2 separate regions of the Homo sapiens genome follow, and region 1 is linked to region 2. Evidence: chromatin loops called from intact Hi-C (ENCODE). Cell type or tissue: endothelial cell of umbilical vein. All regions are shown on one strand. Region 1 has its middle 240 kb from the start of MIR2054. Region 2 overlaps FAT4 (FAT atypical cadherin 4).

Region 1 (2,500 bases), 320 kb after region 2:
CTTCACATTTATAATATGCTTAAGTAAATGTATAGAAAATCATTCTATAGTCCTGCCATAATTCTTCTTTGATATATCCTGGAGCCCTTAGAGGTTAAACGTGGTAGGTAGAATCATGAGGGTAGTTTAAAGAACCTTATTTCCAGGGAGAAACATACTATCTGACATACAAAAGAAGAAAAAATATTTTATAATCAAGTCGAAGAAGTTAAAATTAAAAAGAGAATCAAGCAAAGTATTTAAAAAATTGACAATATTTATAAAATAGAATTAGATTCAGACTTAATATTTACTTTTATTTTAATACTGACTCCTGATGGAACTTAAAAACAGCTGGCTTTGTTGATCTAATGGTTCCATGTAAGGCTACATAGGCACAGTCAGAATCATTAAAGTTCCATTCTCATCAGATTTATGCTTGAGAAAACAGTATTCTCTTATAGTAATTTATTGTAGACACTTCTTTGTTTGGCTTAGATATATTACTAAAATGACAGAAAAGGATGAAATGAAATAGTACAGCAATTACACAGTTTAAAACTTTTCATTAATAGAGAAGGATTGAACTGCATCTTTCATTACCACCATCTGTGTTGTATATAGCATTTTAAGATTAATAACCAGGCGGGGTTTTGTTTGTTTCTTTGTTTATAGGGAATTCAGACCAAGATAGGTTTTCTCATTTCTGAAGAACATTGTTTAAAAAAGGACAATTATCTTTCTTGCACTGCAGGGACATTCTCAAGGCCTTCCCCAGACTATCCCTTCCCCAATAAACCTACACTGGTGCCTCAGCACTGACATATTTTTATTCAAAATAAAGAATACATTATCGTTTTACCTAACCTAGTAAAAGATCTTTTTTTCTTTAGTGATGGCCTGTTTTCATCTTCTCGAATGCCAACTACAACATTGGTTTAAATTTCAATACCTAAATAAGACTCAGGGTGGAGAAAAGATGTCATCTGTGGTTTCCCAGCAATAATTTAATATTCTAAATTGCATCTCCTCCTAGTGGTCTCATAGAGTAAATACAGTTTCCAGTGTGGGTGGATCACTTGATTCGATTCAATTCAATTCAATTCAATTCACTTTTGTTCAATTCAGTTTCACAAGTATTCATTGAATACTTTGGAACAGATGATCACTCTTTGAGATGCAGATTGAAAAGTACAAGGAACTCCTATCATTACCTCAAATAAATTAATATTATGAGCCAATGATTTTAATAACCAGTTGTGGCACTTTTATTTAGTTCTTTTGATCTTTTAAATTAAGTAGTAATACAGCAGTGGCTCACGCCTCTAATCTCACCACTCTGGGAGGCTGAGGTGGGCAGCTCGCTTGAGCTCATGAGTTCGAGACCAGAGTGGGCAACATGGCGAAACCCCATCTCTACTAGAAATACGACAATTCTCCGGGCATGGTGGCATGTGCCTGTAATCCCAGCTACTTGGGAGGCTGAGGTAGGAGGATGGCTTGAACCTAGAAGGCAGAGGTTGCAGTGAGCTGAGATCATGTTTCTGCATGCTGCACTCCTGCGTGGGCAGTAGAGCCAGACCTTGTCTCAAAAAAAAAAGTAATACAATTCTGCATTTCAATACTAATAGTTACAGAAACTCTCCTGTGCAAAGATGGCAATACTGCTGAAACTAAACCAATGTTTGGCAGATAGAATCACTGTGCTAAGGTATCAAAGTCTAAATTCAGAGTGTTTTGGGGGTGATTGAATGTAGTGAAAAGCATGGTGCAATGAAAGGCTTCTAGGAAGGCACAATGTTGGACCGGAAACACATTAGTTTTTTGACTGGGAGAGGGAATACTGCTTTCTAGTGCTGACTTTGCTACAATTGCGAGATCTCAGATAGTTACCCAAACACCTCAGTCAGTCTCCTCAATCAAAAAGTGACGGGAAAGACCAAGTTCTCCCTAGGGTTCCTTCTTGTACTGGATTTATACAATTCTGGTTTTTAAATTTCTACAGGATAATACCCAACTTGTTGTCAAACAGTGACGGGCTTCAAATTGTCTTTTGATTGCTATATGATTTAATAGGACTAGAATCCCATTCCTTAGTGATTTTTCCATTATAGAAATCTCTTTCAGTTTTTAGTATGATTTTTCAAATGCAAAGTAAAATAATGTACAATACAGATTAATAGTGATATATGAAATAAATGTATAGTAGATAAAAACCAGCATATCTGCTTACCTCTCAATTATTAATTTAAACAGCAATAATTACTTAAAATAGTCACTAATAAATTAATATAAGCACTTAAATGGTACTTTGTTAAATTATTAGCAAATGCAAATTTATGTAACTCTCTAAACAACTTGTCCGAGTTAAGTATTATTTTTTATTTCTCTTTTATAAAAACAGAAAATGAAGTAACTTTCTCAAGGTCTGAAAGTGAATAAATAAACAAAGCTAGAATTTGAAGTAAAGAAGTGTCACTACAGAGTTCATGTTCTTAATACCTACAACTTACTGCCTGGA
Region 2 (2,500 bases):
TTAACATACTTATATTTAGTTTATTGTTATATATTCATTGTTTGCAGATTTTTTTAAAGAAACTTCCAAAAGAAAAAAGTGCAAATCATTTTTAATTCATGGCTGAAATTCCAGAAGTTTTTGCTACATTGGCTGTGGTCATTCAAAGTGACCTCTCTTTTGAAAAGCAGCACAAGTGTTTAAAGCTTTGTGGTGTTTAGTGTGATGTGACAAATTGCAGTCACATGTAAGGACCCAGTGAAGCATTTTATGGCTTTAATTCAGTTTCAAGTGCTTAAAATACTGCTTGAGCTATATTCTCATGACTTTCCCCTGAACCTTCTGGCTCTGATTCAATTCTGTTATCTATTAGACGTTTCTAGACAGGTCGTATTGCTACTCTGTGCTTTACTATCCACCTTTTCTTACTCTGGTTCATAAGATTTAATTCAAAACCTGCATGAGCAGAAACTACATGCTTCTGAATAGTTTTTGTTTGTTTGTTTGTTTTGGAGAGGGAGTCTCACTCTGTTGTGCAGGCTGGTGTGTAGTGGCATGATCTTGGCTCACTGCAACCTTCGCCTCCCGGGTTCAAACAATTCTCCTGCCTCAGCCTCCCAAGTAACTGGGACTACAGGCACATGCCTGGCTAATTTTTTTTTATTTTAGTAGAGACAGGGTTTCACCATGTTGCCAGGCTGGTCTCGAACCCCTGAGCACAGACAATCCATCTGCCTTGGCCTCCCAAAGTGCTAGGCGTGAGCCACTGCGCCTGGCCTGAATAGTTTCACCATTCGACAATTCTTTTATACCTGGTTTTCCCAAAGCAAACAATTGTGAATCTTCCATATCTCCCACATATCTAAGCACTTTCTAAGCACACGTGGCAATTGGTTTCACATAGCTTAAATATAAGGGCCCATCATTTCACACCAACTTAATATGAAAAATTTGCTTGTTTTAAATTTTATTATGGAAATTTTGGTGTTCACATAAATTATTCCAACAGATATATACTTACGCAAGTAATTTGTCCAGACCTTTTAGAATTTTTTTAACTCAAGATGAGATTATACCCTCAAAAATAAATTTAAATGCTGTGAGGCATTAATATCTGCCACTACTCTTTCAGGGAACTGAATTAATGTGCGAGAAAGCAGTAAAACAAACTGGTATGACACTTTGGGGATGCTACAGTTATACTCAGAGGAGTTTTTAAAGAAAGCTACATATGAAAAAATTCTAAGTTAGAGAAATCTGACATTAAGTGATGGTTTTTTTTTGGCCAGGAGGTTTCTTGGAGATGAGCCAGTCCACTTCCTTTATTTTCCAGATAAGAAAATTGAAGGCTGGGATAGATAAGCAGTGTGCTAGAACTTGCAGACCCAGGTAGTAGCAAAGTCAGGTATAATATTTAGAATTTCTGCCTTTCAACTAAATTCTTGCTCATCCATATCATATTTATTAAATTTTTTTAAGGAAATCAGGATATTCCTTAAAATATATTGCTGACTCTCTCCATGAAATAAATTTATAAATATGCAATTTAAAAAATATTTTCTTTTTTACTTTATTCATTTCACTTTAATAAATGAAACATTCAACTGCTATTTTTCTTTCCCCAAATAAATAAATGTTTGAAAACATTTTTAAATGAAGCCAAATTAAGTGGAATCAGTAATTTCAATATTGGTATTTTGAAAATAAGCTTAAATTTAGACATTGTTTAAATTTAATTGTTAAATAAAGAAGATATAAAGAATTTGTTAGGCTTTATGCCTAGAAGATGATAATATTGGTAATTATCACTGCCAATTATCATTTTGCATTAATTAAAATCAAACTATGGTGCTAATTTAATGCACTTTATAAATAAGTTCTGATTACAGTTAGTGATATGGTTTGCCTGTGTGTCCACCAAATCGCATCTTGAATTGTGGTTCCCATAATCCCCATGTGTCATGGGAGGGACCTGGTGGAAAGTTATTGAATCATGGGGGCAGTTACCTCCATGCTGTTCTCCTGATAGTGAGTGAGTTCTTATGAGATCTAATGGTTTTATAAGGGGATTTTCCCCCTTTGCTCAGCACTTCTCTCTCCTGCCACCATGTGAAGAAAGACGTGATTGCTTCCCCCTCCGCTGTGATTGTAAGTTTCTTGAGGCCTTCCCAGCCATGCCAAACTGTGGGTCAATTAAACCTCTTTCCTTTATAAATTACCCAGTCTTGGGTATGTCTTTATTAGCTGCATGACAGCAGACTAATACAGGTTACTGATATCAGAGAGAGTAGGGCACTGCTGTAAAAATACCAAAGTGACTTTGGAACTGGGTAACTGGCAGAGACTGGAACAGTTTGGAGGGTTCAGAATAAGAGAGAAAAATGTTGGAAAGTTTGGAACTTCCTACAGACTTTTTGAATGGCTTTGACCAAAATGCTGAGGTGTTATGGAAAATGAAGTCCAGGCTGAGGTGGTCACAGATGGAGATGAGGAACTTCTTGGAAACTGGAGCAAAGGTCAC

Evidence for each region. Peaks named below come from ENCODE experiments on the same cell type or tissue, not always from the same donor. Only the 100,000 strongest peaks of a DNase experiment are listed, where the experiment ranks them.
Region 1: it touches region 2 in a loop (4-fold over the local background); 6 of 110 quality-filtered maps call a loop at or near these places.

The regions. Positions count from the first base shown.
Region 1 is chr4:125,741,041-125,743,540 of GRCh38, forward strand. No RefSeq gene overlaps it. Among named protein-coding and RNA genes, the nearest start is that of MIR2054, 240 kb to the left of the region's middle. In endothelial cell of umbilical vein, a CTCF peak has its summit at 993 (motif pointing left); a DNase peak (open chromatin) is centred at 921; H3K27ac peaks cover 880 bases.
Region 2 is chr4:125,420,458-125,422,957 of GRCh38, forward strand. The region is part of intron 7 of FAT4 (FAT atypical cadherin 4); the gene reads left to right. Among named protein-coding and RNA genes, the nearest start is that of MIR2054, 86 kb to the right of the region's middle. In endothelial cell of umbilical vein, no CTCF peak of the experiment used is centred here; a DNase peak (open chromatin) is centred at 1,274.